Regions from separate parts of the Homo sapiens genome. Here region 2 is linked to region 1. A link is an interaction called in ENCODE POLR2A ChIA-PET data of the cell type or tissue named here. Cell type or tissue: B cell. All regions are shown on one strand. Links, peaks and the distances in the headings refer to the core of each region. The heading gives the core; the rest is flanking DNA.

Evidence for each region. ChIA-PET counts read pairs that join two places held together with the same protein. Peaks named below come from ENCODE experiments on the same cell type or tissue, not always from the same donor. Only the 100,000 strongest peaks of a DNase experiment are listed, where the experiment ranks them.
Region 2: POLR2A ChIA-PET joins it to region 1 with 5 read pairs; 1 of 35 experiments calls an interaction of 5 or more read pairs at or near these places.

Annotation. Positions count from the first base shown.
Region 1 is chr6:158,952,007-158,964,525 of GRCh38, reverse strand. It overlaps a transcript of RSPH3 not described here. Among named protein-coding and RNA genes, the nearest start is that of TAGAP-AS1, 42 kb to the left of the region's middle. In B cell, for the core only: CTCF peaks have their summits at 5,370 and 5,573 (motif pointing right); a DNase peak (open chromatin) is centred at 5,585.
Region 2 is chr6:158,263,588-158,276,106 of GRCh38, reverse strand. It overlaps a transcript of TULP4 not described here. Among named protein-coding and RNA genes, the nearest start is that of TULP4, 43 kb to the left of the region's middle. In B cell, for the core only: no CTCF peak of the experiment used is centred there; a DNase peak (open chromatin) is centred at 4,826.

The DNA of each region.
Region 1 (12,519 bases), core at 2,448-10,447:
TGGCTAAAATTTAAAAAGACAGACAATAACTAGTTATTAAGGATGAGGAGAAATTGGAACACTCATTCAAGCAAATAAAGTTAATGATTTATGACATGACACTGGTCACATCTGGACTCCAGGTCCTAAAAATGAGTTGAAGACCATACAATCACAATACAGAAAAAGACTTGAGAATCCATCTAATCCCATTGATCCTTAGATTTGATTCAGTCCACAAAAACTATCAATCCATGGCAAAAACTGAAAAATAAAGACAATACTATAAGTTTTTCCCAATTAAAGAACTGTCCTTTATTCTGAGATTATATTAGAGGAGAGGGTGGTGTGAGAAATTAAAGATAATAAAGAGTAGTTGTTCAGAATTTTTTCCCCTAATTGTCCATTCTTAAAATTGTTTTTGAAAAGTTATTGGTCTGTGGAACCCAAAAGTCTTGGAACATTTGTCCATACCTCCCTCATTGTTTGAATAGGGTACATATATTAATGATTCCTGATAACTAGGAAAAGTTATTTTTATCAGGGGTAAGAGGAGGGGTAGAAAATTTACTTTCTAGTATATCACTTTTGGGATCTATGGCTGTTAAAAATTGTTTTCATTGTTATTTATTCCATTTTATTTTATTGAGGCTATTTGGAAGTTACTAGAAATTATGGCATAATTCCAGCACTTTGGGAGGCCAAGGCAAGAGGATTGCTTGAGCCCAAGAGTTTGAGACCAGCCTGGACAACAGAGTGAGACCCTGTCTCTACAAAAGAATTTTGTAAATTAGCCTGGCTTGGTGGCACATGCCTGTAGTCCCACCTGCTTGGGAGGCTGAAGTGGGAAGATTGCTTGAGCCTGGGAAGTCAAGGCTGCAGTGAGTTGTTGAGCCATGATTGCACCATTGCCCTGCAGCCTAGGCAACATTGTGAAACCTATCAAAAGAAAGAAAAGAAAAAAGAAAAGGGAAAAAGAAAGAAAGAAAAGAAAGAAGGGAGGGAGGGAGGGAAGGAGAAAGAAAGAAAGAGGGAAAGAGAAAGAGACTGGGAAGGGAAGGGAAGGGAAGGGAGAGGAGGGGAGGGGAGGGGAAGGGAAGGGGGAAGAAGGGGGAGGGAAGGGAAGGGGGAAGGAGGGGGGAGGGAGGGAGGGAGGAAGGAAGGAAGACTGTGAAACCCTATCTGAAAGAAAGAAAGGAAGGAAGGAGAAGGAAGGAAGGAAAGAGAGAGGAGGGAGGGAGGAAGAGAGGAAGGAGATAAATTATGAAAAAGAAAAAAGATCTCTCCTAATTTCACCACCAAAATTGAGTAAGAATTATCACTTATAACATTGCCTTTCAGTCTTTTTATGTATATGTTTGTAATTCCATAAAATTGGGATGATGAATATAATTTTATTTTCTGTTTTTATCATTAAATATATTTTGTGTTTTTCATATTATTCAGTATTCCTTACAGATAGTACCTAAAGTGCAATTATTGATTTAATGATGTCCTACTGCTGGTCATTGAAGCTTTCCTAATTTTTTACTCTTCTAAAATTATAAACAACATTTTCAATCATAAATGTGTCTTTAAATCTTTCCTTGGCAGATTCCTACAAGTGAGATTACTAGGTCAAATAATGAACATTTTTAGGCTCTTGATATATATTGATGATAAAAGAAAGATTGTACCAACTTTTTACACTCCCATCAATGTCAGTGGAATCTGAGTAAGTTGGATTTTACCTTCTTTAATAACACATCTTTTATGCTAAAAGATAAATAGTAGGAATTTTCACCTCACCTCCAGTAATGACAGAACAAGACCCAACTGGAGGAGTCCCAACAGAAAATATCTATAAACACTGGACATAATACCAAAGCAACTACATCAGTGAATTGGAGAGTGGACAGAGCAGACGAAATCGGGTGGAGGAGACAAGCTCAGAGAAAAAGAGGATGGGAGCTGTACAAATTCTCTGTTTTTATGGCTTCTGTTCTGGGGCTAAATATAGTCTACTTGGAGTGTGTGGTCTTGGAGGAGACACTAATTGAAAACAGCAGTCTTTTTGACCAGGGAAATTTAAAAAAAAAAAAAAAAAAAAAAAAAAAAACCGAGCTAGGGAATCATGGACACTGAAAAAAGTGGAAGAATCTTGGAAGCAAAAGAGCAAGAGAAGGTTTCAGCAAACATGTCTGCCCACATTTCCGAGTGACCCTTGAACCACGTATGTATGGACCAAATTCAAAGCAGCTCATCTAGAGAAAAAATATCTGAACTGAGACTGAAGCTGCCACCCCAAAAAATAGAGATTGCAACTCAAACACAGATGATTGCCTACTTAAACAAAAGAAATCATAATCATGAGAGAAAATTAACTGAATCCAGAATTTCTACAACTTAATATTGATAAGGTCCAGTATACAATAAGAAAAACTACCTATCATATAAAGAACCAAGAAAATGAAACATATTCTCAAAATCAACTGAGTCCGATGCCAAGATGTGCCAGATACTGGAATTAGCAGCCAATGATTTTTAAACAGCTATTAGAACTCTCCTCAATGAAGTAAAACAAAATATGCTTTCAATGAGTTGAAAAATATGAATTCTCAAGAGAGAGGTGATTAAAGAAAGAAATCATTTCTCAAGAGAGAAATGATTAATGAAAGAACCAAATGATATCTGATATACCCACCTGCTGTTCCCATCCCCTCCACCTCCACAACACACACAAACCATTTGCCTACCTAGCAAATTTCTCGTCCTTAAGTACTCAGCTTAGGAGTCCCCACTTTAAGAAGCCTTTCTCAGGGCTCCAGTGTCCTTGCAGCACACACCAGGCCTAAACTTACCAAGACAAGAACAATTGCAAGTGCAGTTTCCCATTGCCCCCCCACAGTTGGGTGGCTCACGTTGACTGAGAAGAGCTGGATATTAGACTCCAGGAAAAGGACTTCAGCCTTGTATTCTTACATAAACGTGATCAGCTACATGACAGGGGAAGTACCAGGCCTTCCCGTGGCATGGTCAGAGTCTAGGAGCCAAGTCTTATAATTTTAACTATGTAACCTGGTAGATCAGTAGTTTCCAACTCTGATCTGCCACTCAGCATTCTATCATGATTAACCTCACTGCCTTAGGTACTCAATTCTAGCTAGTATCTGTGGTGCATATTTCAGAACCCAGTGGTCCTATTCCATGGGAGGCCAGCTCCATCTCTGGAAGACCAATCTGCAGAGAACGAGTCCTAGTCAAGTTGAACCTAAATTCTCAGTTTACCCCCTAAATTCAAAAGGTGCCTCATTTTCTGTTCCATCAGCATCTCATACTGTTTCAGCCATGAGTACTAAGAGGCCAGTGACTGACATAGCTCTAAGAAGGCATTGCTAAACAGACCAGGGGTCATAGGAACTCTTATATTAAGCTCAATTCATCTAGTAGTTTTCCATATTTTTCTAACTCCTTGATTTGCAGATACCCAGGTTTATCATTCATCTCATAAGTTGCATTTTTGTTTACAAACAATGGTTGCCCAAATGACCAACAATTTAGTTTGCTTTTTTCATACAGCTAGTAATATTTTTGTGTTAACCTGACTCTTATGCCTTTCCCATGCGCTATGGTTTGAATGTTTGTTCCCTCAACTCATGTGGAAACTTAATCCCCAGTGTGGCAGTTTTGAGAGGCAGGACCTTTAAGAGGTGGTGGGTCATGAGAGCTCTGCCCTCATGTATGGGTTCATCCACACATGGATCAATGGATTAATGAGTTAAGTGATTAATGGGTTATCACAGGAGTGGCACTGGTGGCTTCATAAGAACAGCAAGAGAGACCTGAACTAGCACACTCAGACCGCTTGCCATGTGATGCCCTGCACCACCTTGGGACCCTGCAAAGGGTCCCCACCAGCAAGAAGGCCCTCACGATCTTTCTGGAAAGCAATTATCATCAATATATATAAACTTCTTTTCTTTATAAATTATCCAGTTTCAGGTATTCTGTTATAAGCAATAGAAAATGGACTAAGAAAATTGGTATCAGAAGTGGGGCTGTTGCTAATAATGAATACCTGAAAACGTGAAAGTAAGGGCAGAGGCCAGAAGCATTTGGAGGAGCAGGCCAAGGCCAGAAAAAGCCTTCAATTCATTCTGGTAAAGGCTTAGACGACAAGACGACTAAGGAAAGTTTGGAACTCACTAGAGATTGTTTAAGTGATCATGACCAGAATACTGACAGAAATTTGGACAATGAAGGCCATTCTGACAAGGTCTCAAATGGAACTCTCTTGGAACCTAGAGTAAAGGCTATCCTTTTTATAAATTAGAAAAAAAAAAAACCAACTTGGTTGAACTGTGTCCATGTCTGAGGGCTTTGTGGAAGAGCAAACTTGAAAGTGATGAACTAGGGTATCTGTGGAAGAAGTATCCAAGCAGAAAATCATTCAGGCTGCTACATGGCCACTTTTAATTGCTAACATTAAGCTGTGAGAGGGAAAAAAATGACTTGGAGACAGAATTTATAACCAAAAGAAAAGCAAAGCAGAAAGATTTGGAAAATTCTCAGCCTGGCCATATAAAGAGTGAAAAATGGCTGGGCACAGTGGTTCACGCCTGTAATCCCAGCACTTTGGCAGGCTGAGGCAGGCAGATCACTTGAGTCCAGGAGTTTGAGACCAGAATGCACAACATGGCAAAACCCCACCTCTACAAAAAATAAAAAAAATAGCTGGGTGTGGTGGTGCACAGCTACTGGTAGTCCCAGCTACTCAGGAGGCTGAGGTGGTAGGATCACCAGAGCCTAGGGGGCTGCAGTGAGCCATGATCACACCACTGCATTCCTGAGCAACAGAGTGAGACCCTTCCTCAAAAAAAGTGAAAAAGCATGTTTAGAAGAGGAAATCAAGGATGTAGCACGGCGACCTCTTGCCAAAGAGATTAGCACAGCTAGAAGGAAGCCAGGTGCTTCTCCTCAAAACAGTGAAAGAAAGACCGCAAAGCCATTTTAAAGACCTTTGAGGCTTCCCCGCTGTTACAGGCCCAGAGGCCTATGAGGGCAGGGATGAGCCCAAGACACCTTCCACAGACTCCCTCCCCAGGGCCACCTCAGGACCCTGCTAACCAGATTCTGGTGAGGTGCTTCTCAGCTGCCCCAGCTGTGGCTCAAGTAGTCCCAGGTGTGGATCAGCCCGCTGCTCAAGAAGATACAAGCTGTAGCCTTGATGGTGTCTCATGATGCTAATTCTGCAGGCTTGCAGAAAGCAATAGCTGCGGAGGATTGGCACCCTCTACCTAGATTTCAGAGGATGTGGCTGAAAGCCTAGAAGCCAGGTAGAGACATGTTCAGGGATGGCATCACTGCAGAGAGCCCTCACTAGAGTAATGCTAGCAGAAATGTGGAGTCAGAGCTGCTACAGGGAGTCCCCACCAGGGCTGCTAGTGGAGCCATGGGAGCGGGACCACCACCAGGACCCCAGGGCAGTGGAGTCCCCAGCAGCATGCAGCACCTGCATGGCAAAGCTTCAGGCGCTTTGCCACAGGGACTGCACCCAGCAAAGCCAGGGGGTGGGGGCAGCTGCCTGAAGCCTTAGGGCCCCAACCTCTGCCCCAGTGTGTACAGCAGGTGGCACATGGAGTCAAAAGAGACTATTCTCCAGCTTTAAGATTTGACGTCTTCTTTACTGGGTCTTGGGCTTGCTTGGGGCCTATTACTCCTCTCTTTTTGCCTATTTCTCTCTTTTGAAATAGGAATGTCTGTCTAATGCCTGTACCACCACTGTATCTTGGAAGAAGAGAGCTTGTTTTGGTTTCACAGGCTCACAAGTGAGGCTCTGGACTTTGAACTGGAATTTTGTGCTGGAATTAGTTCAGACTTTGGAACTATGGGAGTAGAATGAATGTGAGAAGGAAATGAGTTTTGGGGGATCAGGGGTGGAATGGTAGCATTCCCCTCTAAAACTCAATCCTCAATGTGGCAGTATTAAAAGGTGGGGGCTCTCTAAGGGGTGATTGGGTCATGAGGGCTCTGCCCTCATTAATAGATTAACCCGCGCAAGGATTCATGGGTTGATTGATTAATGGGATGTCACAAAAGTGGGACTGGTGGCTTTCTAAGCAGGGGAAAGAGAACTGAGCCAGCACATCATGTGATGCCCTGTCACCTCAGGATTCTGCACAGTTCCCACCAGGAAGAAGGCCCTCACCAGATGCAGCCCCTCAACTTTGAGCTTCTCAGCCTTCAGAGCTGTCAGAAATAAATTCCACTTTTGAATAAATCATCCAGTTTCAGGTCATCTGTTGTAAGTAACAGAAAACAGACTAAGACATCATGACGTTGGTTTTGCTTGAATTTCAGTATTGAGTCACTTGTTGTTATAAGATGGGTTAATAAGATACATTATTTCAGATACTATTATTAAAATTATGGCCAGACGCAGTGGCTCACACCTGTAATCCCAACACTTGGGGAGACTGTGGCAGGTGGATCACCTGAGGTCAGGAATTTGAGACCAACCTGGCCAACATGGTGAAACCCCATCTCTACTAAAATACAAAACTTAGCCAGGCGTGGTGGCATGCACCTGTAGTCCTAGCTACTCAAGAGGCTGAGGCAGGCCCATCACTTGAACCCCGGGAGGTGGAGGTTGCAGTGAGTCGAGATCACACCAGTGCACTCCAACCTGGCCGACAGAGTGAGACTTCATCTCAAATAATAACAATAATAAATAAATAAATAAATAAATAAATAAATAAAGTACCTAAAAATTTTTTTTCAGAGGTATTTTTATCAAGTAATTTCACTAGTGCCTCATTTTTAAACTGCTACTTGTTTTAGTTTTCTTTGTTCTCTGTAATACAGTCAGGTAGCTGGACTTTTTTTTTTTTTTTTTTTTGAGACAGTCTCACTCTGTCACCCAGCCTGGAGTGCAGTGGTGCAGTCTCAGCTCACTGCAACTTCCATCCCCCGAGTTCAAGCGATTCTCCTGCCTCAGCCTCCCAAGTAACTGGGATTACAGGCGCACGCCACCACAGCCAGCTAATTTTTGTATTTTTAGTAGAGACAGGGTTTTGCCATGTTGGCTGGCTGGTCTCAAACTCCTGACCTCAAGTGATCCACCCATCTCAGCCTCCCAAAGTGCTGGGATTACAGGCGTGAGCCACCGCGCCCAGCAGGATGTTTAAATGGGACTCCCTTCTCAGGGGAAGCCAAGGCCCTAGAGGCTGAGAACCATGCAGTAGCACCTGGTACTGCTACATCCTAAGAAAGGCACCAACTGCAAGGCCCTGCAGAGAGATAGCAGGCTGTGAGCACTAGGCCCCGCCCAGCATGACGCTGTAGACAGGGAGTGCAGGGAGACCAGGGGTGGCACTTGTTCTGGAGATACTGGTGTACCACACAGTGTCTAGGCGGGAAAGAAGCTTCAGGGGGAGAGCTCAGGAGTTCGACCTGTGTTCCTTGGAGCTGGAGTTAATCGCTACCGCAAAATGTAATATACCACCAAACAACAACTAGTGGATTCATACACCACGTAGTAAAAGACAAGCCACGGTAGCAGGAGCATTTGGACTCCCTCAGGTCAGTCTACAGGAGGACTGCTCAGCCTTCACCTCCCACACAACCAGCCTGCCATTGCTCATGTTTCCCACTAACATGAGCCTTTGGGCATCTCACAGGCAAAAGTGCCAGACATGGCATGGCTGCCTGGTGCACCAAGGGCCAGCAGCAGTACAGCATCAGATACTTCTCACACCAGCTCGAAGACCCAAAAGGACTTGCTGTCCCTGACCACTAATGTCAGGCACACTTCTTTTGATCAGTGCATGGCTTCAGAAGAACTACAGCCAGCTCCCTCATGGGTTCTTTGAGGAACCCTCAAAAGTTCTCTTTGAGAGGAAGAACCAAGATTTGATACCCACCATCTAGAGGACCTTGAGAGTAGATCACGGGTGCACCACTTCTGCAGATTCTTGCTCTCCCTGGGCCCAACACCTTCTAACAGAGGGGTCAGAAACAACAAGCACCTGCAACAAGTTGAGAGCAATTTGGAGAAAAGAGGAAAAGCCAGGCATCCCAGCGCCAGCCCTCTGCCACTCCACCACAGATCGTCCAATCTGAAGCTGGCTGGATGCGGGAGGGAGAGGTTTCCAACTGGTGGAGTGTCCAGAGTTTTGACTATTGCACTGTATTAGACTCGGTTATTTAACTAGAGGTTCTAGTACCTTAAACATGACCAGAAACAGGCAACAAAAGTAAAAATATACAAATTGGATTACATCAAAATTTAAGACTTCTGTGTACCAAAGTACACATTCAACAGAGTGAAAAGGCAACCTATGGAATAGAAGAAGATATTTGCCAGTCATATATCTGAAAAGGGGTTAATACCCAGAATACATAAAGAATTCCTACAACTCAACAATAACGACAAGAGCAAAATAACCCAAATTTAAAATGGACAAAAGAATTAAATAGACATTTCTCCAAAGATGATATACAGATGGCCAACAAGCATATGAAAAGATATGCAACATCACCAATCATTAGAAAAATGCAAATCAAAACTGCAATGAGATATCATCATATACCATTTAGGATGGCTACCACCCAAAACACAATACAAAATAAGTGTTCATGAGAACGCGGGACAGTTGGAACCCTTGTACACTGTCATTGGAATGCAAGATGGTGCAGCCCCTGTGGAAAATGGCATGATGGTTCCTCAAAAAATTCAAAGCAGAATTACCATATGATCCAACAATCTCATTTCCGGGTATATATCCAAAATAATTGAAAGCAAGATCTTGAAGAGATGGTTGTATACCCATGTTCATAGCAACACTATTCACAATTGCCAAGAGGTGGAAGCAACCCAGGTATCCATGCATGAATGAACGAATAAACAAAATATGGTATATGCACACCACGGAATATTATTCAGCCTTAAAAATGAAGGAAATTCTGACAAATGCTACAATATGGATAAAACTTGAAGGCATCATGTTAAGTGAAATAAGCCACTCACAAAAAAGATGACTACTATATGATACCACTTATATGAGATATCTGGAGTAGTCAAATTCATAGAGACAGAAAGTAGAACGGTGATTGCTGGGGCTGGAAGGGAGGAGAAACAGGAATTTGTTGCTTAATGTGTTTAGAGTTTCAGTTTTGCAAGATGAAAAAATTCTAGAGATTGGTGGCACAATAATATGAATATATTTAACACTACTGAATTGTACACTTAGAAATTGTTAAGACGGTTAAATTTTACATTATGAATTTCACAGTGTTTTTAAAAAGTAACCAGAAAAGCTGTGGAATCTGCCCAACATTTCATCCAAGAGGCAAAGAAACAAGTCCACAGATTGGGCTTAAAGAGTCAGTGGAAGGAAAAATAAGGTTGTGTCCTGCCTGCCTCCTCTCAAGTCCAGTTTGTTCAATAATCTAGTTATGTAGGAATAAAATGTATTAAGTAAATGCTATGAAGGTGAAATTTTCATACATTGCTACTCTGTTTACTTTCTTCCATTCTTTGTTTCACAATCACTTATCTTCTCATACGTTGCTACCCTTTTTAATTTCTTTTGTTCTTTATTTCACAATCATTTCTCTTTATCCAAACATAACAGGAAAGGAGTGCCACCTGTAGAGCATTGAGTTTCTAAATAGATAATATGACCGGGTTGCCTCCTTGCTTTGGTAAACTTTGGCAGCCAGCAGTATCTTAGTGGGTCCCTGAATTATAACTGAAGCTACTGATAGAAAATATGAAGTAATGATTTCACATCTTTTATACTGATTTCATTTAGGAAGGGTCTTGAGAAATTTAAACACCTCCCCCAAATGACAGGAATGCATAGCATTTTGCACAACACTATATTGAATTAATTTAGTTGAAAGAGTTTTCACCCATAATTTATCTTCATAGAGTTACGTCTGGTTATCTTGTTTTTAAAAATCTCACAGAAAACAAGAATGGGATTTTATAAATATAAAGTGGTGGTAGCTAAAAGATTCTCCCAGAAAAAAAAGATACAATAAAATGTAAGTTCCTTGACAGCTGAACATAAGAGAATTACATTAAATACGTTCATGAGTTCAAATGAGATACAGGAAGGCCATCACCATGCCGGGTCTGGCAGTAGCATCATTTACCATCAAGCCTGGACAACAAGGCGAAACTTCATCTCTACAAAAACTTAGCCAGTTGTGGTAGCACACATCTGTGGCCCCAGCTACTGGGGAGGCTGAGGAGGGAGGATTGCTTGAGCCTGGGAGGTCCAGGCTGCAGTGAGCTCTGATCATGCCACTGCACTCCAGCCTGGGCGACACAGTGAGACCCTGTCTCAAAGAAAAGAAAAAAAGAATTTAGCGTCAGTGTGCTGATATTACATAGAGCAATGTTATGACTCTGGCCTACTGTTATCCTCCTGTAGGACTTGTTTAACTTCAGACGATGAAGTAATAAAACATTAAGAGTTTTATTTCCACGACATCTAGGAATTGAGGCAGCATTATCTGTAGACTGGCTCCGCCTGATGGTTTAACCAAGGCCATTCTAGTGCATTGTGTGTTTTTCACAAAATGTTAATTTTTAATATGAGAGCAATAGTAATAAGCAGTATTGCCTTTAGCTAGCTAGACACATCAGCCCTAAGTACATCTTATGCATAGCTGTATTAACTATTACTATAATACCTCTACACACATAAAATGAATGCCATTTGAAGCTTGTGTCTTTCAAATTGTTATATGGAAAAATGCATGTCACTTTCTTTTTTTTTTTTTTTTTTTTTTTTTGAGATGGAGTTTTGTTCTTGTTGCCCAGGCTGGAGTGCAATGACACAATCTCGGCTCACTGCAACCTCCACCTCCCGGGTTCAAGCGATTCTCCTGCCTCAGCCTCCCAAGTAGCTGGGATTACAGGCATGTGCCACCACGGCCGGCTAATTTTGTATTTTTAGTAGAGACAGGGTTTCACCATGTTGGTCAGGCTGGTCTTGAACTCCCAACCTCAGGTGATCCACCCGCCTTGGCCTCCCAAAGTGCTGGGATTATAGGAATGAGACACTGCGCCCGGCCAATACATGTTACTTTCAAAAGATACTGAAACCATACTCCCTGCACTGTGAAGGCTAATTGAAAATTTCTTGTACCAAATTATTTTTTCATTACTCTTCAATCTGGATTATAGAAATTGTTTTATTCTAGTTTCTGTATTACCATGTCTGGGAAAAGATGAAATCTTCTGGGAGGTCAGGGAAACTATTGTAGTTTTTAAGAAGAATGACATCAAATTTGTATTTTTTGAAGGTAATTCTGGTAGAAGTATAAAATAGAATTTTGTTAAGAATGGAAATAGGGCCAGGCATGGTAGCTCATGCTTGTAATCCCAACATGGGTGGATTGCTTGAGCCCAGGAGTTCGAGACCAGCCTGGGCAACATAGTGAGACCCCTGTCTCTGCAAAAAAATACAAGAATCAGGGCATGGTGGCACTAGCCTGTGGTCCCAGCTACTCGGGAGGCTGAGACAGGAGGATCACTTAAGCCTGGGAGGCAGAGGTTGCAGTGCACCGAGATCAAGCCACTGTACTCCAACCTGGGTGACAAAGCAAGACCCTGTCTCAAAAAAAAAAAAAAAAAAAAAAAAGAGAAAAAAAGAAAAAAGAAATAGGAGGTTAATTAGTACAATATTCCAATTGTTAGGCAAGAGAGAGTAAGCCATTGAGAGAGTGGGAGTTGAAAGCAGGGGACAGTCACATGAGACAAAGCCAATAGGAGATTCTAGATGAAGCAAAGTCTGTAAGAAGTTAAGAGAAGATGAAACCAAATTCAGGTGAAGAAATTAGACTCATTACTTGCCCATCGAGTCTCAGTTTAACATTTCTAAAGTGGAAATTTAACAATATGTTCCCTCTGCCTCATCATAAGGTTTTTGTAAGAAATAAAGCAGATAAGTATCAAATGCAGAAAACAGTGATCCACAAATATTGGTTATTATTTTCTTTTTTCTTTTTTTTAATTATACTTAAGTTCTGGGATACATATGCAGAACGTACAGGTTTGTCACATAGGTATACATGTGCCATTGTGGTTTGCTGCACCCATCAACCCGTCATCTACATTGCTTATTTCTCCTAACGCTACCCCTCTCCTTGCCTCCACTCGCTGACAGGCCCCAGTGTGTGATGTTCACCACCCCATGCCCTCATTGTTCTCATTGTTCAACTCCCACTTATGAGTGAGAACATGTGGTGTTTGGTTTTCTGTTCCTGTGTTAGTTTGCTGAGAATGATGGTTTCCACCTTCATCCATATCCCTGCAAAGGACATGAACTCATTCTTTTTTATGGCTGCATAGTATTCCATGGTGTATATGTGGCATATTTTCTTTATCCAGTCTATCATTGATAGGCATTTGGGTTGTTTCCAAGTCTTTGCTGTTGTGAATAGCGCTGCAATAAACATACGTGTGCATGTATCTTTATATTAGAATAATTTATAATCCTTTGGGTGTATAACCAGTAATGGGATTGCTGAGTCAAATGGTATTTC
Region 2 (12,519 bases), core at 1,766-9,765, 690 kb after region 1:
TCCCAGCTACTTGGGGGGCTGAGACAGGAGAGTCGCTTAAACTCTTGCAGCGGAGGTTGCAGTGAGTTGAGGTTGCACCACTGTACTCCAGCCTGAGTGACAGAGCAAGACTGCCGTAACAAAAAAAAGAAGAAAAAGTCTCCCTAGTTTATTACAGTCTTTACTCCTGCTCAATATTTAGAAAGTATATCTGAACTGTATACTCCTATATTCACAGCAGGGGCCTACCCTCCCTCAGTACTTTCACAGAATGACACTTCTTTGAAAGTCACAGGGTCTTAAATAAGATGACGAGTTACTGTCCTCCACAGCAGAACTACAAACAAGATCTTAATTTGCTAAGTTATTGTTTATTTACTAATATTACCCCAAATTCTACGTTTTTGCTTACTACAGAAATTCTCATAAGACCTATTTCCTTGGGCTCCATGCTGACAGGTCTGGTTACTGAAGAAAATGAAAGAACTTGCCATTAGTGTAGTTATGTACATCAAGGTGGGTTCAAAGGAATCTCTAGGGACAGTGACAAAGCGCTGCCGTGGGTTAGAATGGGCATTGAGAGCTAAAGAAAGTAGTAACTGTGGCCATCCAGACGGCTAGACTTGTTGCTCAATTTGCAAATCAGTGCCAGGAGAATATGAATTGGTGAGGGTCAGTGTGGGACCTTGAAGATTACCATCTCCCATGGTCTTTCACAGGCAGGAATATGGCCAAACCCTCTCAGGCTCAGCTTCTCTCCCTGTATGTCCCTGGCCAGTTTTCTTCCACTATCCACAGAACCATCAGAATCACCACAGTTTCGACAGCAGCAGCCTCATGAAGTTCAAACACCGTGGCAAATGAAGAAGATGGGCAGGACTAAGAGGAAAGCAACAACAACAAAAAAAGCAGCTGCAACTGTGCGGGACACTTGTAGCGCGTGGGCTCCAGACAGTGGCAGAACTATACAAGCACTCCACAACTCGGCACTGGACTGTGTTCCAGTCTAGTAAGATTTGGCTCTTTTGGAACTCAGAACACATTTTCAAAATGGAATGCTGATATAGCCTAAAATTAAACCTGTTCTTATTTCTTACTTATTTCTTTCTACACTGATCAAACTCTAGCCTTCAGGGAGCTTACATTCTAACAGAGAGAACAACAAAATGGAAGAGATCAATAAAAGGCTAACAAGAGGCAGGAAAGACTGGCATGTATGAGGATACGGAAAAGACCAGGACGTTGGGGGTTTGCTTAGGAGCGGCCTGTAGGCAACAGAAAGGGGCTTATATTTTATTCGGAGTGCAGTGGGAAGCCACTGGAAGGTTTTGGTTTTTTGTTTTTTGTTTTTGAGACGGAGTCTCGCTCTGTTGCCCAGGCTGGAGTGCAGGGGCGCAATCTCGGCTCACTGCAAGCTCCGCCTCCTGGGTTCAGGCCATTCTCCTGCCTCAGCCTCCCGAGTAGCTGGGACTACAGGCGCCCGCCACCACACCCGGCTGATTTTTTTGTATTTTTAGTAGAGACAGGGTTTCAACGTGTTAGCCAGGATGGTCTCGATCTCCTGACCTCATGATCCGCCCGCCTTGGCCTCCCAAAGTGCTGGGACTACAGGCGTGAGCCACTGCGCCCGGCCGCCACTGGAAGGTTTAAATGAAATGTTCTGGTTTTCATTTCAGGAACAACATTGTTGTGTGGAAGAGGACAGAGTGAAGGCAGAAAGCACAGGCAGGAGGCTGCTGCAGTGATCCGGGTACAGCTGGTGGTGGCCAGCACTAAGATGCTCATTAGAGAGAGGGACAAGAGAGCAGCTGGGAGGCAGGCTTTTGGTTTGTGTGTGTGGTGTTTTGTTTTGTTTTGTTTTTGTTTTTTTGAGAAAGACTCTCACTCTGTCGCCCAGGCTGGAGTGCTGTGGTGTGATCTTGGCTCATTACAACCTCCACCTCCCGGGTTCAAGCAATTCTCCTGCCTCAGCCTCCCAAGTAGCCGGGACTGCAGGTGCCCGCCACCATGCCCAGCTAATTTTTGTATTTTTAGTACAGATGGGGTTTCACTATGTTGGCCAGGCTGGTCTCGAACTCCTGACCTCATGATCCACCCACCTCGGCCTCCCAAAGTGTTGTGATTACAGGTGTGAGCCACTGCACCCAGCCCGGGAGGCAGGTTTTAACCGAGGGACGTGGAGCAAGTAACTTAATCTCTCTGTAATTCAGTTTTCTTACCTATCAATTAGAGATAATAACAGTATCTACCTCATGAATCTATGATAAGAATTCAATGAGTTAATATCTGTAACATGCTTAAAACTGTGCCTGGTACATACTAGGAGCTATATTAGCTATCACTATTACCACAACCTACCTCATGGTACTATTGTTAGGACCAGACAGATTATTTGTGTTAATTCGTGTAATATTTTTGAGGCAGTGCCGGCACATAATAAACTCTCAGTAAGTGTCAGCTATTACAGTTATGAATAATTCCCAATTGGTGGTGGCAGTAATTGAGCTGAAGAAGAATGGGACAGGGCATGGAGTTGCCATGAGCAGATGTGGCATGTTGAGTCTGCAATGTTTAGGAGACATCCAAATGGCAGGGTCAAGTAAATAGCTGGACACTTGCATCTGAACCTCGGAGTCAAAGTATAGACTGGAGATAAGTCAGTGTCATCGACATAAAGGTCAGTTTTAACTACAGAACTACAGAACATACTAAGCCCAGTGAGGGAGGATGAGGATGGAGGAAAGGCTCTAGTGGTGAGCCCTGTGGAACCCCACGTCAGGTAAATAAAGGTAGGGAGCCAGCAGAGGAGGGTGAGAAGGAAGAATGAACAGGGAGGAGGAAACCAACAGAGAGGGGAGTCTCAACACCTGAGCAAAGAGAGGGCCTGCAGAAAGGTCCAGTTCAATGAAGACATTGGATGTGGCTCCTGAAGCTTATCTGTTCTTTTAGCATCTTACCCATTTTGACTTTCCCTAACTTTCACTGGCAACACTGTCTGTGTGAAGAACACACATTCCAAGGACATCATAGTACAATGGGAAAAACTCTGTCCTTGGACTCAAGAGACCCAGGCTCAAGCTCCAGTGAAGTGTCGGGTAGGTCCCTCAACAAGGGCCTTCACTTTCGCCAAAGGCAAAATGACAAGATCGGACCAGATTCCCAAAGCCAGGTCATGAGATCTCTATGCATCTACAAACCCAATAATCAAAGTCCATAAGCTCTTTTTCAATATTTAAAACACATATTGATCGTTTCCTTAGCCTTCTAGCTAAGATAAAGTATGTATTGAGAACTACACATCTACTATAGTAAAGTTACACAAACCTAACTGTCACATTTGTTTTTGACTGAAACACTCTAGAAACTTGGAAAGCAGTAGTGATTAAGAAGGGGAACTCAGGAGGCTGACAGCCTCACTTCAAATCTTGGGTCTGTCAATGACTACTTCCTGCATTAGAGCTATGCTACTTAACTACTCAAGGTCTCAGTTTCCCCAACTGTAAAATGGAGGTATGACAAAACCTATCTCAGGCAGCTGTGGAGGGATTTCAGTGAGTTAATTGTAAGCTCTCTAAAGGAACTTCCTGATAGTTTCCTCCTCCCTTGTGATTCTTTCTGTCTCCTCTGCTTGTTCCTCTGCCTTGGCTGGCCTGGGATGCTGAGGTTCCACAGCACTCACTGCCAGATCCTCTTCTTCAGCTCCAGCCTCTCCCTCATTCAGCTCACATTAAGCATAAAAAACAAATACGAGCTATTAATACCATTATCTTGTACTGAACAACAATTCTTGGCTAGTAATAAGATCATAGCCATTGGGGCAGGAAGGGAGGAAGAAAGAAAATATAAAAAGAATCTGATGATAAAAACATTGGTGACCACTGGTAATTCCCAACTGAAAAATTCCACCTCTTTATGCTTGAAATGCACCTGTTGCCACATCACATGGTCCTTGGCACCTTGAATTAAAACCTAGTGGATAAGGCTTTCTCCTCTACCTGTCACCTCCCCGAGGACAGTAGCCACATCTGACTTGGTGACAGTGTATGCTCAGCAACTGTGGAACCAATCCCTGGGTACTTAACCAGCCCCTTCCCCCTAAATTCACTCATACATTTCTAATTTAGAAATTAAACGTTCTAAATATTTTTCCGCAAATACTTTTAAACCCTCCACTGCACATGTGTCCCAGTGAGTCCTTTCAATGACTTACCCCATCCTTTGTCTCACCTGAAGCAAATTCTACAGATTTTCAAACGTAGCATTTCAATGTTTCCCCCAAAACAGATTTATTCTCAGTGCTTTCCAACTTTAAACTAAAACTTCTCAGAACATTTTATTTTTCTTTAGGAGGACAGTTACACCTGAATCAAAGCTACCGTTTCAAAATTTTTAATGTGGGGCCAGGCGTGGTGGCTCATGCCTGTAATCCCAGCACTTTGGGAATCCAAGGCAGGAGGATGGCTTGAACTCAGGAGTTTGAGACTAGCCTGGGGAACAGAGTGAGACCCCATCTCTACAAAAAATTTAAAAATTTGCCAAATGTGGTGACCCGCCTGTAGCCCCAGCTACTCAGAGGCTGAGGTGGGAGGATCGCCTGAGCCCAGGAGTTTGAGGCTGCAGCAAGTTATGATGGCACACTGCACTCCAGCCTGGGTGGCAGAGCAAGAACCTATCTCAAAAAAAAAAAAAAAATTCTAAAATGGATTAAAGAAACCCTATCTGAGCTACAAGAGACAAAGCCTGTGAGAGTTAGATGTCTCCTTGCCCTTCCTCCTCATCAACAAGTCATGACACAACTTGAGGAAGCTGGACCTATTTTGGTTAGGCACCCACTTAACTTGGCCTTTAAATGCTTTCTTCATTACCACATGAGAAGCAACAATTGAAAATGAAACAAAACTCAACAGAGCAGTGACTAACATAAAACTGCTTATATTAAATAAACTCAGTACAGCATCTTTTTTTTTTTTTTTTTTTTGAGACAGAGTCTCACTTTGTCACCCAGGCTGGAGTACAGTGGCGCGATCTCGGCTAACTGCAACCTCCACCTCCTGGGTTCAAGCCATTCTCCTGCCTCAGCCTCCCATGTATCTGGGATTATAGGCACCTGCCACCATGCCTGGGTAATTTTTGTATTTTTAATAGAGACAGGGTTTCACCATGTTGGCCAGGCTGGTCTTGACCTCCTGACCTCAGGTGATCAACCTGCCTCAGCCTCCCAAAGTGCTGGGATTACAGGCATGGGCCACTGTGCCCGGCCCTACAGCATCTATTCACACTAAGCTGCTTTATAAACTCTGAGGCAAAAATGAAGGCAGCCTTGAAAGTTGCCACATTTAAGCACAAGGAAGCCTGGAGTAAATCACCTCTAATTCAGGAGCAATTTCATCTGTGAAGGAAAAACTTCAGGAAGAAATTTTGAAAGCTTGAGAAAAGCTTAAAAGGAGGCAAGCATCACATCAACAGATGATGTGTGTTAATTTTAGCTGCAATAGTCTAAAGTGCAGTGTCAAACCAGGAAAGCAGCCAAGCAACACTCAGGCCAGAGACGCTAACTGAGTGCCCATCACCGGCCCCGGTACCAGAGACACTTAGTGAGTGCCCACCACAGGCCGAACAGGCCGGGTGCTGACAATGCAAAACTCATCGAAGTCCAGTCCCTAGCCCCGAGAAGCACCCTACACAGTGAGAGAAGATGGGCAAAATAAACCAACTTCAATACTACAAGGTAAATCCTGTAATCAAGAGCCAAAAAAGTGCTGTGGAGCAGAGTTGAGAGAATCTTGCTGGAATGACCGGTCCCTGGCAGGATAAAGCCAAGGTAGGGTCTTCAGATGATGATGCAAGAGCAAAACAAAGAAAGAGAGCTCCAAGTTGGACCAAGTAAGGACAATTTACTGACAAAAATATCTCAATAATGAAGACTTTATAATAATCCAAGAGAAAATTAAGCCAGAGTTCTTAAGATAAATAGAAGGCTATTAAAGATATATAGAAGATCTAATTATACTGCCTGGATAGGAAAGGGTCTTACTGCTACAGAGTAGAATTAACGTATATTTAATAGATATGAATGCTGTACATTTGACACTTACTATTTAACTTTAAAACAATTAGCCTTTTCAAAAACTCAGTGTTTTTGTTTTTTCCTAGATCTAGAAGCAATAAAATGGGCTTAAGGAACACGGAATAAAGGGAGCAACCCTGTGAAGACCACAAAGGCAGAACAGTGACAGCAGCTCAGCAGCAAGACTGCCGGGCACCGGGCCTGGCTCTCCCACCACCTGACTGGGTAACTTTTCAAACACCTTCATTTCCCAAGAAGTAGGAATGTTGGGAAGACTAAATAAACATATGTCAAGTACTTAATTACCTGCCCACATAGTAAAGTGCTAAATAAATGTTGGACATTGCTTTTGCAATTTCATTTATATTCTACCCATTAAGCAATGTTTAAAATCTGGAATAAAATAGATTATTAAAGAAATATGCAGAGACAATTATCATTGACCCTGATTCCATCTGGAAATCAGGGATGAAGAATCACGGAGAAAAAAAGGTTAAAATTATCTCTGATCAAAATTAAAGTCTATCAAAATCTCAAATGGCAACGAATTCTTGCTGAATGGCCTTGTATGTGAATGCTAATGATTTCTCCATTACTAAGGAAGGGCCCACTTTGCATCTTACTCCATGTTCTCAGTCTCCCAGTGAGACAGGAAAATCCTTTTTTTTTTTTTTTTTTTTACAAATGCTGAAACTAAAGTTCAAAGAGTTTAAGTAAGGTTATGAAAAGTCACTAGGCTATTAGTGACATAGCTTAGTTCTGATATCTGGCTCCAAGACCCATACTTTTTTCCACCAAACTATGGTGCTAAAATTAACAACAGTAATTTCCACTCCACAACACTGTTACTTTGGAATAGGAAGAAAAAGTTGTGTAATTATCTGGTGAGAACAAAACAATGTATGAACCTAGGCCAACTCTATTCTCATATTCTCAGACTCGAGAATTTCTAGAAAAAAATAATAAATGGCAAACCCAAATTTAATTTTAAAATGACAAGAGCCACAAATTGGAAAGACCCTTCACAATGCTCTGGTCACTAAGCTTGGGTGTGGACATGGGTGACAAGCACTCTCCAATTCTAGTGCAGCTTTCCAAAAAGCAATTTGGCAATATGCAGAAAGTGACTAAAGCCAACAGTGCTAAAGGCTAAAGGGAGGATTAAGCCAAAGATGCTCACCAAAAGTGCTATTCAGTATCATTCTAGAAATTACAAGCAAAATATTACAACAGGAAAAAAAGTCATATAAAAATAGAAAAAAGTCATATAAAAATAGAGCCAAAAATCACCCTGATTTGTAAGTAATATAATTTTCCATCTGGAAAACCCAACAGAATCAAATGAAATCAGAACAATTAAGAGTTCAGTAAAATAGGAAAATGTAATTGCTATGATCCAAATGTTGGTGTCCCCCCAAAATTCCTATGTTGGAACCTAATACCAAATGTAATAGCATTACGAGGTGGGGCCTTTGGGAAGTGATTAAGCAAGCCCTCACCAGACAACAAGTCCACTGGTGCCTTGCTCTTGGACTTCTCAGCTCCCAGGATTGTGAGCAACACATTTCTACTGTTTATAAATTACCCAGTCTAAGGTATTTTGTTATAGCAGCCAAACAGACTAAGACAATAAATAGTACACAAAAATAAATTCAGGATGATGAATGAGCCATCTGTTTACCTTATCCCTCTCCCCAAAGTCCCATTAAAATGATCAAACAAGGCCGGGTGCAGTGGCTCACACCTGTAATTCCAGCACTCTGGGAGGCAGAAGTGGCCGGATCACCTGGGGTTGGGAGTTCAAGACCAGCCTGACCAACATGGAGAAACTCCGTCTCCACTAAAAATACAAAAAAAATTAGCCAAGTGTGGTGGTGCATGCCTGTAATCCCAGCTACTCGGGAGGCTGGGGCAGAAGAATCGCTTGAACCCAGGAGGCAGAGGTTGTGGTGAGCCAGGATCGCACCACTGCAATCCAGCCTGGGCAACAAGAGCAAAAGTACGTCTCAAAAAAAAAAAAAAAAAGAAAAAAGAAAAAGAAAAGAAAAGAAAAGAAAAGATCAAACAAATGTAAAAGAACAAAAAAAAATTTTAAAAACCTGTGGAAAACAGAGTGAGGTACCACTGATAAACCCTTCTCAATTTCTAGAAGACATGGAGGAGAAGGGATTCGACTGATAGAAAAGCACCAAGAGCCTTAATTCAGCCAGGCAAATGCAAGCACACCACCCTTGACTACAGGGCTTTAGGCAATGTCTGGCCAACAAACATGTCTATACCAACCCACGGAGGAAAACGGGAGGCTGACCTTGGCAGGCCTTCTTGCACCACATCCACACGGGAGCAAAATAGAAAAGGGGAGCAACACTCCAGTTAACTTTGGATTGCCACACAATTTGCTAATTGAGAAAGGGTATAAATTGTCCTGACAAAGCAGTGACCCTCCTAATTATTTGGAAGATTTACTATGAGATGGCTGCTAACTGTACACAGAGGCCTAACAGAGCAACAGAAGTGGGAGGGTCAGAAATCAAACTGAAGACCTTCTTCTGGAATCCTCCCAGGTCCTACCCTCCCTCAGTCTAACAACTAGATGAAAGGCAAGGACAACCTCCTTTGGTTACTCTGTATGAACCCACACTGACTTCTCACATCACTTAGTTGCTTTCATCTTCTGTGTTTGACATGTTGGCATATCAACTTCAGTATTCTTTGAGGGCAAAAATTGCATCTTCTAGTATGATTTATCTACTTGATGGCCTATTATGTCTTCAAAAAGTTTAATTACCCGGTGTCCATCAACAGATGAATGGGTTTCAGCACTGTCCTGGATTATAGAAAGAAAAAAACCCAGATGAATGGGTTAACAAAATGTGTATTGACATACAATGAAATATCATTCAGCCTTGAAAGGGAAGGACATTCTGACACATGCTACAACATGGATGAACCTTCAGAACATCATGCTAAGTGAAATAAGCCAGATATAAAAAGACAAATATTTTATGATTCCACTAATATGAGGTATCTAGAGTAGTCAAATTTATAGACACAGAAATAGAATGGTGGTTATCAGAGGCTGGGGAAGGGGTAAAAGGGAAGTGTTTGATGGGCACAGAGTTTCAGTTTGGGAAGATGAACAAAAGTTCTGGAGATGGATAGCGATGATGGCTGTACACCAACAGGAACGTACTTAATGCCACTGAATTATACCGTTGTCCCTCAATATCGATGGGGGTTGGTTCTAGGACCCATGTAGATAAAAAAATCCTTAAATGTTCAAGTCTCTCATATAAAATGGCATATTATTTGCACATAACCCATATGCATCCCTCATATACATCATCTCTAGATTATTTATATTACCTAATACAACGTAAATGCTATTGTTCTACTATATTTTTGTTGTATTTTTTTTCTTTGAACGTTTTCAGTCCTCACATGCAGAACCTGCGGATATGTAGAGCCAACTATATACTTTAAAATGGTTAAAATGGTACATTTTAGCTGGGCACAGTGGCTCACACCTATAATCCCAGCATTTTGGGAGGCCAAGATGGGCAGATTGCTAGAGCCCAGGAGTTCGAAACCAGCCTGGGAACAAGGTGAAACCATGTCTCTACAAAAAATACAAAAATTAGCTGGGCGTGGTGGCACGTGCCTGTAGTCCCAGCTACTGGGAAGGCTGAGGCATGAGATTCGCTGGAACCCGGGACGTCAAGGCTGCAGTGAGTCGTGACTGCATCACCGCCCTCCGGCCTGGATAAGAGTGAGACCCTGTCTCCATAAAAAAAGTAAATTTTATCACAATAAAAAATTTTTCAAAAAGAAGTATAATTATGAAAACCACTTTAAAACATGAAAAATGCTTATGCTATGTTAAATTTTAAAAGCTTCCAACAGTGTTTAAAATGTTGCTTAGAACTTTTTGGAAAAAAGTGCCTATGAGGAAAGAATTCAAGAGAATGCTATGCTTAAGAGTTATAACAATGGTGGAAGCTAGGGGTGATTTTCCCCCTTTTACAAATGTACTATTTTACTACTTTTCATGTTTAAACACACAAAAATAGCAAAATATGATACAGTAAGTATAATACCAAAAAGGTAAAGGCAATATGGCTATAACCACGAAGCTCCCTCATGTGTTACTCCTTTCTCCATTCATGGCATCCTGAATTTGGAGTGAAATACAAAAGTTTTATACATGCTTAATATTGGGGGTGCTGTCCAATGATCTAAGAACTGGTGGGGAGGTCTGGGCACACAGGTAAGATTTAAGTTTAATCAAAGAAACAGCTTTCTTCTTATCCTCATTCTCAATGCTTAAGAAAAAAAAAGTATTTGCCTTACTTGAGCCAAAATTTTTTTTTTTTTTCTTCTGAGATGGAGTCTTGCTCTGTCACCAGGCTGGAGTGCAGTGGCACGATTTTGGCTCACTGCAACCTCCGCCTCCCAGGTTCAAGCAATTCTCCTGCCTCAGCCTCCCAAGTAGCTGGGACTACAGGCATGCCATCACGCCCAGCTAATTTTTTTTTTTCTTTTAGTAGGGACGGGGGTTTCACCATGTTGGCCAGGCTGGTCTCGATCTCCTGACCTCGTGATCTGCCCACCTCGGCCTCCCAACGTGCTGGGATTACAGGGGTGCGCCACCCCACCTGGCCAACTTCCTCTTTAGCCACTACATTTAAGCCACCTCAAATGTTTTGTGGGAGAAGGTTAAGCTCTAAATAAGCAAGTAAGTAAAGTTGTCATAAAATAAAATTTATTTTAAAAAGGAGGGGTGGGGAAAGTGAAATGGAAAAAGAATCAGACCAGGAATCAGAAGACAGGTTCTGGCTAACCTGCTATTTCCTGGCTGAGAGACCTGGCATGGGGCTCAGCTCCCCGAAAGTCAGCTTTCCCATCTGCAAGTGAACAGACTATCTGCTCTGCCCTTTCTTAAGAACGCTGTAAAGACCAGTGGTGACAGTGCTGGTAAAGAAGCACTGAAAAAGTTAAGGTTCTTTCAGAGCTAAAAGGTGTGCCCTGTTAAATGCACAGTAGTAACTTGACTGCTCTGTGTTGTCAGAGGCACCACCTGAAGTTAGTCCCTCACAGATGCTTTTCTGCTTTTACCTTAGTACTTCTAACTTGTCATTTTGAAGGCACAGAGAATCCCCAGTCCTTGGAGCTCCCCCGGCTCCACATTTTTGATGCAGAGGTATGGTTCAAGGCATTCTATTTAAGACAGGACATTTCAGGGGCGGCACTGATGGTCTGTAGAACTTAGAGGCATGGAGAAGAGAGGGCCTCATGGGATAAAGGGTTTGCCACAACCCACATGCGGTGCTCCCAATGTTCATTCAACAGCAGGGCTCTTTCAGCACTATTCTGAAATATCACCGGCTTTTAAATCTTTTAAAGCTGAAAAAATGTTTCCTAGTCCTTTGAAAGTAGGCAATCTAGTAGCGTCAGGGACTTGTCCAGGCAGCCCTCCAGGTGCATCTTCCCCAGATCGATGTTTATTCAGGTGCCCACCAAGCCTTCCCCCAACTCCAGTAAGATGTCATACTACACAAGTCACATTTTCTGGAGAGGGAAAATGGCTTGAGTTTTAATTTTAAACACACAAATAAGCCAAATGGGTAAAACACCTTTATGACTGATGTGCAAATAAAGTAGATTTTGGTATGAAGATGACAAACCAACATACGTATAAATTCCGAAATTCTCAAATGGCACTAATTCCCAGAAATATCAGAGCAATCTTTCTTCAAATTGAAGTTCATTTAAGCAACGACACACGCCACTGCCCTCACCACCTCAGAGCCCGTAAAAACCTCTGAATGGGCTCCTGCGCTTTTCCTGAACGTGATTCTGTTAAGGCCGCACTTCCTCTGCGCCTGCCCAACCCCACAGGCTGCATAAATTTCACTGAAGTTTTTGTCTTTTACTTCATGAGTAAAATTTTGTTAAGTTTTTTCTTTATTCTGGCTTTTTGTTTTGTTTTTTTGTTTTTGAGACAGAGTCTCACTCTATCCCCCAGGCTGGAGTGCAGTGGTGCAATCTTGGCTCACTGCAAGCTCTGCCTCCTGGATTCAAACAATTCTCCTGTCTCAGCCTCCCCAGTAGCTGGGAATACAGGCACCTGCCACCACGCCCAGGTAATTTTTGTATTTTTAGTAGAGACGAGATTTCACCATGTTGGCCAGGCTGGTCTCTAACTCCTGACCTCAGGTGATCCGCCCGCCTAGGCCTCCCAAAGTGCTGTGATTACAGGCATGAGCCACCGCGCCCAGCCTGTTGTTGCTGTTGTTGTTGTTGTTGAGACAGGGTCTCCCTCTGTCGCCCAGGCTGAAGTGCAGTGGTGCAAACATGGCTCACTGCAACCTCAACCTCTCAGGCTCAAGCGATCTTCCCACCTTACTCTCCCGGGTAGCTGGGAAGACAGGCACATCCCATCACGCCCAGCTAATTAGTTTTTTCTTTTTGAT